Regions from separate parts of the Homo sapiens genome. Here region 2 is linked to region 1. Evidence: chromatin contacts called from ENCODE POLR2A ChIA-PET data. All regions are on one chromosome and are shown on one strand. The core of a region is the stretch at or near the end of the contact, and the rest is flanking DNA. Distances in the headings are between cores, read along the strand shown. Region 1 holds the start of LOC124902719 (a long non-coding RNA gene). Region 2 has its middle 25 kb from the start of ACER3.

Evidence for each region. ChIA-PET counts read pairs that join two places held with the same protein, here RNA polymerase II (POLR2A).
Region 2: POLR2A ChIA-PET joins it to region 1 with 15 read pairs in activated CD4-positive, alpha-beta T cell. The contact joins two enhancer-like sites. POLR2A ChIA-PET finds 5 or more read pairs at or near these places in 4 of 52 experiments (H1, MCF 10A, activated CD4-positive, alpha-beta T cell and 1 more).

Annotation. Positions count from the first base shown.
Region 1 is chr11:76,762,666-76,769,887 of GRCh38, reverse strand. LOC124902719 (a long non-coding RNA gene) reads left to right here and starts at 133. Exons shown (of 2, transcript XR_007062788.1): 1 at 133-1,377; 2 at 1,677-5,028. Within about 2 kb of position 3,694, at least 4 of the 41 ENCODE cell types and tissues checked have a DNase peak (open chromatin) inside an H3K27ac peak, as active enhancers do.
Region 2 is chr11:76,831,850-76,839,071 of GRCh38, reverse strand. No RefSeq gene overlaps it. Among named protein-coding and RNA genes, the nearest start is that of ACER3, 25 kb to the left of the region's middle. RefSeq lists an enhancer at 1-105. Within about 2 kb of position 2,536, at least 7 of the 41 ENCODE cell types and tissues checked have a DNase peak (open chromatin) inside an H3K27ac peak, as active enhancers do.

The DNA of each region.
Region 1 (7,222 bases), core at 2,445-4,944:
GGGCACCTGACCCTCGATCGGGCCCTCCTCTTTCCCCAGACGGGCAATCCTGCCCTCAGCTCCACCCCCATCCTTGGAGGTGAGCAGAGTTCACAGCTTTCTGTGTGCCAGGCTGTGAGGTGAGCAGAGTCCATAGCTGCTTTGCCTCTGCTCGTGCTGAGTAGCACACCTGCCGTGAGTGACTGACCAACTTGGCCAGGCACAGAGGGCAGGAGGGGAGGGGCCTCGGGGTGCAGGGGGTGACAGGTGAGTTGGGGCATTTTCCACAGTGCATGCATGCTGCATTTTATCTGATGCTCACAGCTACCCTCAGAGAGAACCTGAGGCCCAGAGGAGTTGAGGGACTCCCATTCAGTTCACCTGTGCTGGGCTTAGGTCCTTGGTGTCCAGGCTGCAGCCATGGCTGGACCACTTGCTTGCCCTCCAAGGCTTTGGGAGGCTATAGGGGGTGGCGGGAGGCCTGTGGGCCCAGCAGTCACCTGACCTGGGCTCAAATCTCAGCCGGGCCAGGGACCAACAGTGTGACCTTGGGTCCTCCTTCGATGGGAGGTTAATCATGCCCACCTCGCCAGGCTGTTGGGAGGCTCAGTGAGAGGCGGCGGAGGCCATCTCCACCCCTGGAACTCTCAAGGGAGTTCTTGTGACTTTCACAAGTAACTGCTAAGTTGCTGTTGCTGAATCAAATTCCTGGAGAGCCAGGAAGTATGTCTGTGGGTGGGAGAGACGTCTGGCACTTCCAGGGGGGCCCCAAGGCTTCCTTCCCACATGCCTGCCTCCCCCAGCGCCTGGCAGCCCTTGAGAGGGAAGGTAACAGAGGGGCCCAGAGGGTCTGGAACTTACCATGCCCCTGCTTCCTGCCCACTGTACCTGTCTGCACCCCTGGTTTCCCTGTCTGCAGTTCTGAGTTCAGTAAACGTGGTTTTACTTTCTTTATAGCACCTGTCGCCACCCAAACTTCTCTGGATTATTGATTGTATTGTCACTATTGTCTGCTTCCTCATCCCCTCCTAGAGTGGCAGTCATGGAGCAGGGACTTTGTTCACTGCTTTGTGTTGTTGACTGCTGTAGCTCCTGCACCTAGAGCAGTGCCTGGCACACAGCAGGAGTTCAGTCAGTATTTGCGGCAGGAAGGAAGGAAGGGACAGAGGGAGGGAGAGAGGGTGGAAATTGTGGGTCCTCTGTGGTCAGCCCTTTGCTGCAATTGGGGATGTTGCCTTAGGTTAGAGCCCAACCCTGCTGACAGAGGCTTCCCCTCCAGTGCCAGAGGCAGACACAGACACAGACAGTGACTGTGGGTGTGACCAGCACTGCGACAGAGGGAAGGAGGCACTCTGGCTGGGGAAGCCAGGGCAGATGGCATCTGATCTGCTTCAAGGAGTAGGCCGGGCTGGCTGGGGGCAGGGGGGTTGGGTGGGGGGCTGGGAAGCCTCAGAGAAGCATCAGCTGAGAAGACAAGGCAAGGAAGAGTCAGGGGGACAAGGGAGGGGCAGCATTCCAGGCAGAGAGAGCCGAGTGTGCAAAGGCAGGAAGGCAGGAAGGCTGTGTGGAGTTAGAGGCACCTGCTGCTGTCACTGAGTGCAGTGACTGGGAAGGTAGAGGTTGGTGGTGGGAGGGTCCCCTGAGAGAACGGTAGGGATCTCACGGAACGCAGCAAATCCAGGCTGTTTCTCTCCCAGTGCTCAAAGGCTCCTGACTGTGGAGAGCTAAAGCTGCCAGGAGCTGCCTGTGCTTGCCAAGTGGTTGCAGATGTTTCCTCCCTACTGCTCTGACTTTGCCAGGTGAGCACATTCTCCTGTCTGAGCTGGTATCTCTGTCTCTCTCTGTTTCTGTCCCTCTCCTGAGAGAGTCTAGCCTTGGGGTCCAGGCCTGGCCTGGCCAGGGTGGCCGTGGGATCTTGGAGCAGCCACCACTCCCCTTTCTGAGCCCAGGTTCCTCCTCAGATGCACAGTGGGTGGGTCGTTAGCGCCTGGAAGGCCTCTCCTCCAGGACCTGGTGTTTTCACAGACGAAACAGACTTCAGAGCTAATGCGTGCTTTGGTATCTTCCAGCCAGGAGACACTGCTCAATGGCCCCAGGAGGGGCCCAGGAAGGATTCATTCCAGCCTTGCTGGGGGTGGGATCAGGTTTCTGGTCCTACTCTAGCCAGGTGGCCATGGGGGAACCCTGAAGCCAGACACATAGATTCTGGTCTCTCACACACTCTCTTGGTGACCTCAGCAAGTTTCTACCTCTCCCCAGACCTCAGTCTTCCCTTTTATAAAATGGTTATAATAGCACCAGTCCCCTCTCTGCAGAGACAGGAGCCCTGCTCCTCGTCCCGGATCTGGCATTGGCTCACCTTAGGCAAGTCTGTTCCCTTTTTGGGCCTGTCTCCCCATGTATATGTTGAGGGGTTGGACTTCAGGGCCTGTGAGAGGCCTTCCAACTTAGACTTTCTCCCCAGGAGCATAAATTCAGTGAATCTACGTGACTCTCAGTGATGGCATCATTGCCTAATATCCACCCAGCTTCTGCTTGAAAACTTCCAGAGAACTCCCCACATCTCCACGGCTTCCTTCTACCTTCAGGTAGCAGGAAGTTCTCCCTCACACTGTACCTTTCTTCCTACATCACCCAACCGCTGGGGTCAGTTCTGCCGCCACAGAACTCCAAACAATTCAATAGACCTTAGGTACTGGGCACCCTGGCCAGGCCTCATGCCAGACTCCAGGATCATGGAGGAACCAGTGTTGTCCAGCAAGGACTGGACAGGCATAAAGTCCTGTAGCTCTGTCTGACTCCAGACTCAATAATAATCCCAGCTGCCACCGATAGCCCCTTCTGGGTGCCCAGCCCTGCTGCCTCATCAAATACCAGCAATATCTACCTCACTGAATCCCCACAACAACCCTGCCAGATAGTAACTCTCATCCCCATGTTATAGCTGAGAAAACTGAGGCCCACAGCAATTAGATATCTTCCCAAAGGTCACACAGTTGGTATGCGTGGAGCCTGATTAAAACCAATGTGGCTACTAGCCTCTCACTGGGCTCTGCTGCCTCTTGTTTGTCTCTCTGTTCCTGGCGTGCCCAGGTTTGGGGGCAGCCTCCTTCCACAGCCTCCTCAGAGCCAGCCCCTGGCTGCTTGTGCATTTCCTAAGGCGAGGAAGCCCGGGCAGGAGGGTCCCAGGGAGGATGGAGAGGAGACGGTGGGCCTGAACCCAGGGCTCATGACCTGTGCCCTCTGGAGGGATTCCAGGTATCACCAGCAGCCTGGGGAGGTACACCCTTGTGTGGGGAGGAGGAACTCTTCCCAGCACCCTCAAATTATCCCTTAAAATTAGCCTTGGCTGCAGTTAGGCTGGCAGTGGGCGAGGCCCTGGTCTGGGAGCCCAGAGTCTAAGCTGTAGTTTCAGTTGACCCCCTGATGGTCAGTGTGACCTTGACCTTGGATGGGGCCCTTCCCTTTTGGGACTTCAGATTCCCTATTTGCAGACGTGAAGAGGGGACAAGATCTCCCAGCAACATGCAGTGGCTGGAGCTGAATCAAACCCTGTGTTGGTCGGATCTAGAAGGGCGAATGTGGTCAGAATGTTCTCCCTCACCCCTCCCAGGTCTCTTGGCTGCCCTGGCTGGGCCCACCCCACATCTTCGCAGTGGCATGTCCTTTCATTTAGGAAAGGAGTTTCCTTAGACAGGCAGACAGTGATGGGGTGGGAGGCTTGGAAAGGGATGAGATCAGTGTGGCCCAGCTCCCTGCTGGAGTGGTGAACAGAGAGTGTCCTTGGGTCACACAGATCATTAACCAGCTGTGTGACCTTGAGCAGAGCTCTTAACCTGCTTGAACTTCGGTTTCTGTATCTGTAAAACAGTGATAATAATAGTACCTACTTTTGAAGGTTATTAATAGTGAGGATAAAATAAGGATTAAAGGGAAGTGTGTCTAAAACACTTGGCGCAGAGCCTGGTATGTAGTCAGCACTCAGAAAGTGTGGCCTTGATGACAACAATGATGATGGTGAAGATGGGAATGAGTGGGGAAAGGATGGCGACAACCGTTGCGTTGAACAGTATGAGACGCTGCTCAGCCTTCTCCGACATACTGGGTACTTCCATGCTTCCAGGCTTCACACTTGCCATTTCTTCTCCCTTGCCATCCCCCAAGACTTCTTCCAGCACAAATGCATCCTAAGTAATGGAGTAACCAGGCCCTGTGGATCTGAGCCTGGAGGAGCCCGGGGGCAGATTAGAACCCAATGGCTGTGCTCTGCATGAGGTGGGAGCACCAGACTTGGAGGAATTAATAGAAGGTTTCCCAGGGGAGGCAGAGCTTAGCTGGAGTCTTGATGAAGGAGTAGGAATTGGCTGGAAGAAGAGAATAGGATTTCTTTTTTTCCATTTAAAGCAGTCCAGGCAGATGAAATAACACGTGCAAAAGCATAGAGGTGTGAAATAGCATGTTGAGCTTGGGAAACTGCAAGAAGCACAATATGGTGCGAGTGGGGAGAGGGAGAGAGGAAGACGGAATGGGGAGGATGTTTGGGGTGGATCACGAAGAGCCTGTGTGCTACACCAGATACTCAAAATGTGCCTTGAAGGTGATGGGGAGTTATTCTTTTCATCATGCGACAAACATTCCTGAGGACCTACTTGACCCAAGACATCTTTGTAGCGGGCACTGCGATGTGCTGCCAATGCCTGTGCCTCCTACCCCCACACCTCCGCTGCTGAGAGTGCTGATGGCAGGCAGCTTGCAGGTGAGACTCCTCCCACCACCGTCATTGCCTCCTCACCTAATGCCATGGTCCCTCCAGGGCCAGCCTGCATCCAGAGACTGGTTCACATGGGGGTATAAAAGCCCAGGCCCCTTGCCCCAACTTGGGACAACTATGAAGAGTTTCCAGCTCCACAGCTCCCTGAGGGGCTGGCCGAGGCCTTTGTGGGGTTTGCCTCACAACCCAATTTATCCCTCTGGCCAATTCTGCTTCAATCACTCCCTGCCAGGTGTTGACCTTGAATGTACTCCCCCAATAAACCTCCTGCAAGCAAACCTTCATCTCAGAGTCTCCTTCCCCAGGAACCAAACCTCCAATGATCATTACTGAGGGATGTCAATGGTGGCTGACGTTTCACTGAGGGCTCAATGAGAGACCCCGCTTTTGGAAGGTGATTCTGTCTACAGTGTGAGAATGATGTGGAAGGACACACTGGAGTCCAGAGGCCAGTGGGAAGGTAGTTGTGATTTAGCAGAGAAATGATGAAGGCACCAGGTGGGTGGGGGCAGGAAGGAGGGACAGAGCTAGGGGACATAGAGGAAACAGCACTGCCAGATAGAGACTGGGTAATGAAGGAGTCTGCCAGGCAGAGGTGGAGGCAGTCCCTGGGATGAGTTTAACTGGAGAAACTCAGTTCAATTTGGGAGTTGTGAGAGTGCCATTTGCATGAAGTATGAAGGTGGAAGGGCCGGGAGGTGGGTGAAGAGCCTCCAGGAGATAAATTGGAGCTGGAAGTGTGGATCTGGGGTTAGCCAGCACTTTGTAGTTTACAGAGCATTTATTGGCACCCATTTAGTTCAGTATGGGCAGCAACCAATCAGAAGGGTTGCCAGGATCTTGAGGACCTTCTGAGGGGCTAGATATTAACCCCTTGGTTGCTGAATCATGGTGGGAAGGTTGGGGGATGCTGGGTTGCATGGCAGAGGCACTCAAGGGGCTCTGAGTCATGGCTGTTTACCAAGCAGTAAGTTAGAATCTGCATGCCAGCTGAGTATCAGCCCTACAGGTTCCTCTTAGAATCCTCACAAGAACCTGTTGAGGCAGATACTATAATCCCTTTCCCAAAAGAGGAAACCAGGGCTCAGTGAAGTAAGTAACTTTCCAGAAACCAGGCAGCTCTTAAACAGCAGAACTGGAGTTGAACCCAGGTCCGTCTGAGCCTGCATCCCATGGCTTTAAATGTTGGAGTGGGAATCAAAATGCAGAATTCTTGGCTCATTTAACCAGGGGCCTTTCCTCTCACTCAATGGCCACTTCCTGTAGTGAATTCCAGAACGTCTGATCATGAGCCAGTTTCTCCTTCCAAGAAACAGGGTTGAGAATGACCAGCCTTGTGGGGTGTGGGTGGAGTCAGACAACCCTACTGGGGGTTTCCAGGCCTGGGGAATCCGCCAGCTCCCAGTTTGGAGCCCAGGCACGTATGGGAAGGTTCTGGGTAGCAGCGGCTTCTCCAGTGGATTCCACCTCCCATGTCAGAAGGAGATCTTGGGCCAGCTATGCCTGCCTCAGCCTGGGTCTGTCACCTCCAACCTTTAGGAAAATGGGCTTCCTTTGAAGCAGTAAGCATCTTGTTACCAAAGTATTCCTGTGGACCTGGCTATTCATTCATTTGTTCATCCATTCCTTTAACATTGAACAACTATTTAGAGAGTACCTCCCATGCCCTGTGCCACCTGAGTCCCACCTTACCTGGGTCCAGCCTTACCTGGGTCCTGTTTCACCTGGTTCCAGCCTCACCTGGGTCCGGGCTGGTGGAGAAGTTGGGTGCTTAACAGGTAATGCCATCAAAGTGAAACAGACTGGGGAACCTACAGGGGCTGTTCCGTCATCCCTGCATTACTCCTGTGCCAGCACAGCGATGCTGTCAGGGGCTATCTGATGAATGGATGAAGGAAGGAAGGGCTGAGATTGGACAAAAGAAAGGGCTCCATGACTGGCATGAGAGAGAACCCTGAAGGGGGCATCAGGGATGGGGCGGCATCTCCATCCCTGGAGAGCACCAGCCTCTGCCCTGCAGGGTGTGACAGCTACTCCACCTGGAGGCAGAGGGCTGGACTCAGAGATGCTGGGGCCTTCCTGGACCTGGAATCTTCTGCTCCATTATGGCTCCAGGTGGCATCTGGATGCCAAAAAGATACTCTGATTGTTTGGTCGGCTGTGACTCAGAACATGCAGAATAACTTCCTTGTGGAACCTTGTTCAGGGAGTCTAGGAGAGTGTTAGCAGGGGGTGGATGGGGAGGGAGAGGCCCATCTGCAGTGCTCTGGTCTCCTGCTCCAGAACCCACCGGAAGTCTTGGGCATGACCCGAAAGTGTGGCAGTGTCAGGTTTTTGAAAACACAACATGTTTTCCTTTTCTTTTAACTTTTAAACTTCTCTGAGAAGATTATTTTACAAGCCATTTTCTTACTCCTCTCCCATCTCTCGGTCACAGTTTCAGCTTCATGCCAACAGGGCTGTGGTAATTAG
Region 2 (7,222 bases), core at 1,287-3,786, 70 kb before region 1:
GTTCTGGAATATTAAGGATTCTTCTAGACATATTCTTTTCCGGCCCCTGCATTTCCCCCTCTGTCCCTAAGGCTTTCCTGCTCTCTGCCACTCCCCAGCAAACTCCCCTCTCTCTCTGTCCCTCAGTCTTCTCCCTTCTGACCCCAGTGTGTCCCCTTGTACCTCCAGTCTCCCTCTGCCCGCTGGATGGAGCCATTGTCTGCTGGTACTGACTCCCCGCTCCTAGCAGAGGGTCCCTTCTGTCTACTCCAGGTCCCTCTAGTTGCAGCAGCTGGGAACCAAGCACAAACTGAGCCCAGTGAGCATTCCTCAAAATACTATCCTGAAGATAAAGTAAAGACCAGTCAGCTAAAGGCAGCTAGAAATCTTAAAAAGTTGTTCAAGCTATCCCATCCAGTGAAAATCTCCATTTACTTCTTTTAAATAGTTAAAAAAAGGAAATTTGGAGACTTGCTCTTTGGGACTTAGCCATGCAGTGACTTTCTCATTCAGGGCAGTGTCTTTGAACACACTGGCCTGCTTCCCCAGACGGGGCGCTTCTCCAGGGCAGGATTCCGGTCTAGTTTATCCCTTTGTCCCCAGTGCCAAGCACAAAGCAGCCACCGGCAAAGCTTTTTTAAAGAGAAGAACAGACACATTGAGTTTGCACATTTGAAGCCAGGGCCAGAACTTATTTCCTGCCACCCTGATGGTAACAAAGATGCATTTTGCACTGTGCTGGGCTGTCAGCAGCCTGTATAACCTGTTCATTGATCCAACAATTTGGGGGTTGTAGGGAATTTCCCGAGGATTTTGCCACTGAGAATGGAAGCCAGGGCACAGGAGCCTCAGAACAGCAGAAGCTGAATTATCTTTTTGCTAGTGATCAATAGGATCCTGGGCTGTAAGATAAGATGTGAGAGATCCTGTCAGCCTGGGTGGGACCTTGGCAGCTGTCCCACTCTGGTTCTCACTTGACCTCCTCCCTCCCTCTCCCCTGTATACAATGGGGTTCATTTTCAGTTCTCCCACAGGCTGGCACTGTGTGAGGACTCAGTGATGAGAGTCATGGTAGCCCCTGACCTCAGGGCTCCCAGACTTGGAAATGAGGCAGGTTTGAACCCCATTCATATCCATATGGGGGATGGCTGCAACCATAGCAACCTGACCATACAAGCACTGCCTAAAGGGAGTGTCTGGAGCATAGAGAATGCCCAATAACATTTATCGGGTGAATGTGTGGTTAGTGCGGGTTTCTCTTCCTGGGTCAGCCATCTCCTCCTTCACAGAGCAAGTTTTCATCAGAACTGGGTTGGGAGGCATGGACACCTGCTTGTCAGATGATGGGAGCAGGGAGTGGAGGAGGGGGTTTCATTTGAAGAAAAGGAAGCAGTAGTTTCCTAGACAGAGAGGTCTGAAACAGTGTAGGGCTACTGTGGCATTATAGGTAGTTCAGGAGGAATGCAAGGAGGTGCCTCGGGGGAGATGGGGAAGAGGGGAAACAAAAGATATCAGGCTGTAGAGGGAGGCTGAGGCTTTTTCTTGTGGCACTGGGGAACTCATGACAGGTTGTCAGCAGAGGAAAGACATGACCCGATTTTCATTTTAGAAAAATGGCTCTGGTCATCTGTGTGGGGCTTAGATGGAAAGAGGGGAGACTGTTAAGAGGCTGTTGTCACAGTCCAAGTGAAAGTTGATGTGGCCTGGCTTAAGGGAAATAGGAGACTCATTCAAAACACCTTTACAAATTAGAACAGACAAGACGAGGTGACTGATGCGTCTCTCAAATATGTGTTATGTTCCTGCTGTGTTCAAGAAAACATAGGTATGTGAGAGAGATGAGAGGTTCAGAGATGGAGGAGACATGTAGACATGTCCCTGCCCTTACAGTGAGGACATGCATTCGTTATCACGTTTACTGAGTGCCCGCTCCGTCATGCGCGCAGGTAAACACAAGGTTCAAAGCAGCAAGTGCACAGGGAGCAGGAATGTGAAGTGCTGTGAAAATTTAGGTGCAGGAAGGACCTTGGAATATGGGGTGTGTGATACTCACGGGAGGCTGCTCCAGGCAGGGGAACATTGTGAGCAGAGGCACAATGATGTCAAAGCCTAAGGAACTGTGGCTTGGGGGGTGTGGGGCAGAGGGTTAGAGGGGGACAGAGAGAGAGAACATAGCAAGGACAGCCAGGGGTGGACTGTAGTGAGCCTCAAACACCAGCCTAAAGAGCAGCGGTGAAGAGGGCCAGTCGCAGGGGTCACAAAGCCTTCCGAGCAGGACAGAGGCATGGTCTGAGCTGTGTTTTACAAAGACAAATCTCATACCATGCTCAGGACAGCTGGAAGGGAACAAGCCCTTCCCTGAAGGGGACTACCAGTAGGTGGCCGTTGGCATAGCTTCCATGAGAGAAGATGATGCTCTGAGGGAGGTTTCTGGCAGAAAGGATGAAACTGAAGGAACAGATATGTGAAATATTGCAAAGGCAACCTCAAGAGTCCGCATATGTTTATTGTTTGTTCACTGGGCTCTGTGCCTGGTGCTGAGGGTGTGGGCAGATTCAGGCACCATTAACAAAGATCCTGTGCTTGGCAAGCTCACAGGCCAGTGGGGAGAAGGGAAAAAGGAAGTAACATTTGTTGCCTGAGGATTAGGTCTGGGTACTATGCCAGCAGCTTGACATGCATTATCTCATTTAATCTTAAAGCCACAGTCTCTGGAGGGTAAAGTGATTAGTCCAAGGTCATACTGACTAATTACAGGAACCCTCCAAAGATGGCGTTTTGCCTCCTATACCAGGTGTCTCTGTGGGAGCCATCTAGGTCTTTCTTGCATTCACTCCCTCACTGCATATGTAGATATTGCCACCTGCTTACATCCCATCGGTGACTCTCTGTTGCTCTCTAAATTCCATGCCATGCCCCCGTGTGATCCCACCTCCCTCTTATCTGCCGCTTTCCATGTCTTTAATCTGCTCTAGCCACACTGTCTCCTTTCTGTCCCTGAAATAGTCAAGCTTATTCCTGCCTCAGGATCTTTGCACCTGCTGTTCCTGAAGCCTGGGAAGCACTTTTCCTACATCATTGCATGGCAAGGTCCTTCTCAATCTTTTCATCTCTGCTCAAATTTCACCTCCTCATGGAGGCCATTTCTGACTACCTTAACTTACATAGACCCCTCAATCACACCACAGTACTTCTAGCTTATATTTCTCCTAGAACTTATAATAAACTGAAATCATCATATTTAGTTGTTTATATCTTTACTGTCTCTACATAAAGTTAAAAGATTAGCCAGGTGTGGTGGCATTCGCCTGTGGTCCCAGCTACTGGGGAAGCTGAGGTAGGAGGATCGCTTGGGCCCTGGAGGTCAAGGCTTCTGTGGGCCATGATTGTGCCACTGCACTACAGCCTGGGCAACAGAGGAAGACCCTGTCTTTAAATAAATAAATAAAATTTAAATTATTAAAAGCTCAGATCTAAGGAAGGAAATGGTCATGTGTTCTCCTGACTTAATCTTTTTAATTTTTTTTTAAATCATGGAGTTACAAACTGTTCGGGTTGGGTAGGAACCATTTCAGTCTTTAGAACCAGACGAACCTGGACTTAAATGCCATCTCTGCTATTTGCTAGCTTCATGAGTGCGAATAGGTCACTTAGCCTCTTAAGCCTCAGTTTTTACAGCTATAAAATGGAGATAATAATGTCTACCTTACATGAGGTATTTAATTAGATACTGAGTATAAATTGCCTGGTATGCACTTGGTGCTTATTAAATGTTAATTCCTCTTCTCTCCATCAAGGGACTATGTGGGTGTGAGCCTATTTCATTTTCCAGGCTGTGACCTCCCAAGGACCGCTCTGTCTTTCATCATTTCCCTGCCAAGGGGAGCCAGTGTGTCACAAGGACCTGAAGACAAATACGTTTGTTGAAGAAATGGTGAAATCTACTCCAAGGCCCTTGTTTTAGTTCTGGCTGCTATTTTTTTTTTTTTTTTTTTTTTTTTTAGAAAAAATACCATAGACTGGTGGCTTATAAGCCATAGAAATTTATTTCTCACTAATTTTTAGGTTGGAAGTCCACGATCAGGCTGCTAGGATGGTCAGGATCTGGTGAGGGCCCCATTCTGGATTACAAACTGCCTTCTCCTCCTTGCATCCTCACATGGAGGAAACAAGGCAAGAAAGCTCTCTGGCATCCCTTTCATAAGGGCACTAATCCCCCATTCATGGGGGGCGCTCCACTCTCATGGCCTAATCACCTCCCAAAGTTCCCATCTTCTAATGCTATCACCTTGGAGGTTAGAGATTCAACATATGGGTGGGCAATATGGCAAGACCTCATCTCTACATAAATTTTTAAGTAAAAATGTTTTATCTTAAAAATATATTAAAAAAAGAATTTCAACATATTAATTTTGGGGGACACAGACATTTGTCCGTAACAGGCCTTATTCTGTAGATGAGGAAGTTATAGCCCAGAGTGGCAAAATGACTCTCTAGGCTACACAGCGTGTGAATGGCAGAGTGCAGCTTAGAGCAGAACTTAAGTAGCCCAGTGCTTTTTGATGCCCCCTGAATGCGGCTGCTTTGGTTTTTTCCATTGTTCACATGCAGCATTCTGAGTCCTGTCCTAGGTTTCACATACGTCCACACAGCTCCCAAGGCTCAGGGGGATTTTTAGGCTGTAAGGAAGCCTGTGCCAGAGCTAGTAAACAAAGCTGAAATATTTCACAAGCTTTATAACAAGTGTTTATACACAGGCTTACTAACTGGCCTACAATGGTAAACTGTCTCTGAAATAAATTCTCACGGGCTGGAAGTGCAGGCAAGCACACCATTATAGCCACCAGCCTCCAGCCTGCTGAGGGATCATTCTGTTCAATCCACAAGGCTTCCTGAAGCCACCACAGTGCCTGGCCTTGTGCTGGGCCCTGGACTCCTAAAGACCAGTGAACCTAGGCTGAGGGGAAAAAGAAAACAAACAAACTTTTTATCAGAGGGATGTGAGCCCCCTTTAATTATCAGGCCCAATGAGGCACTGAAATGTGGCACCATATGACAGCAGTTACATTTCACCACCCCCTTGAGCTAAATACTTAGCTCTCGAAGCCACTTGCTACATGGGCTCTAGACTCACTGATGCCAAGTAGCCATAAAATGCCATACACTGGACACCATAACTCATACCCTATAGTTCAACAGTTATAGCCAATCACTAATCAATGTTATTTCTATAAACCAGTGAGAATCCCTGTCAAGCAACTTTATTTTGCTGTTTTTTGTTCTGTTTTGTTTTGTTGTTTTTTGAGTAAGAGTCTTGTTCTGTCACCCAGGCTGGAGATCTCAGCTCACTACAACCTTTGCCTCCCAGGATCTAGTGATTCTCCTGCCTCAGCCTCCCGAGTAGCTTGATTACCAGTGCACACTACCATGCCTGCCCGGCTAATTTTGCATTTTTAGTAGAGACAGAGTTTTGCCATGTCGGTCAGACTGGTCTCAAACTTCTGACCTCAAGTGATCTGCCCGCCTGGCCTCCCAAAGTGCTGGGATTACAGGCATGAGCCGCACTAGCCCTTGTCAAGCAACTTTGTATCAGCCCGTTTCTTGTACCCTTGTGCCTTTAAAGCCTGCTTATAACAAAGGTGGAACAGAGAACTCCCCAAGGCAACTTGGAAGTGTGTCCTGGGCAACTATCCTGAGCCTTGGCCTGAATAAACTCTCTACATAAATTTTGCCTTAGCCTCTTTCCTTAGGTTGACAAGGATGTGTTAGTCCATTTGTGTTCCTATAAAGAAATACCTGAGACTGGGTAATTTATAAAGAAAAGAGGTTTATTTGGCCTATGGTTCTGGGGGATGTACAGGAAGCATGGCAGCATTTGCTCCTGGTGAGACCTCAGGAAGCTTACAATCATGGCAGAAGGCAAAGGGGAGCCTGTGTGCCCCATGGCAAGAGAGGGACAAGACAGAGAGGAGGGCTGGGCACAGTGGCTCATGCCTGTAATCCTAGCACTTTGGGAGGCCAAAGCAGGTGGATTGCTTGAGCCTAAGCATTCAAGACCAGCGTGGGAAACACAGTGAGACTCCGTCTCTACCCACCCCAAAAAAGAAAGAAAGAAAGAAAAAAATTAGCCGAGTGTGGTGGCATGTGCCAATGGTTCCAGTTACTCAGGAGGTAAGCCTGGGAGGTCGAGGCTGCAGTGAGCCATGTTCATGCTACTGCACTGTCATCTGGGTAACAGAGGGACACCCTGTTTCAAAAAAATTAAAAAGAGAGAGAGGAGGAAGGCACCAGACTCTTTTTAGCAGCCAGATCTCATGTGAACTTATTACTGTGGGGATGGCACCAAGCCATTCATGAGGGATCCACCTCCATGAGCAAAACATCTCCCACTGGGACCACCTTGAACATTGCAGGTCTTGTTTCAACATGAGATTTGGAAGGGACAAAATATCAAGCCATACCAAGGGAGTAGGAACAGACATGGACATGGGGCAATGACCACATGATATAAAGTGGTCTGAGCCAAGACAGACACAAATGCAGAAAGCAGAAGGATCCTCCAACCCAGTCTGGTGGAAACCTGCAGGGAGCACTTTCTGGAGGAGGGGACATGTTAATTTCATACTTTCTATGTAAAGAGTATATTTTCTTCTCCTGGTAACATGGCTTTCAATGGAAAACTTGTGGTTGAGGAGAAATGAACTAGCCCCAAAGTACTTTAGTCTTGCATCTTAGAAATTTGGGAAATTCAGATTTGCCCAGGGGCTCCTGATGGATGCATTTTTGTCTCAACACCATATATATCATCCTGAAAACAAAACAAAACAAAGCAAAACAAAATCCTTTTGCAAAATACTATGATGTAAAAATTATAGGGCTTAACAACAACAACAACAACAAAGTTTGGAGCAGATCATTTAAAACATATGGTCTTTGTAAGCACAGTTCTAACAAAAACAGCACCAATCCTAGTAAAACAGCCTCAGGGTTAAATCACCAGCATTTGCACCCAGCATCATAGTCACTTCATCCTGGCAGCTTTAAACCTTTGGTTTTTGTACTTTCTCCCAGATGTGGGACCTTTATGGCATACATTTGTAATGGAAATTGGATTCATCAAAGTGAAAAATATGATCTAAGGTTTAGATTTCTTAAAAAACTAAACTTTTTTTTTCTTAAATACAAGAGGAAGTCTCTCCACAGCTTCTTCATCTGCACTCTTTGCTTCCCCAAAGGGCCTAAC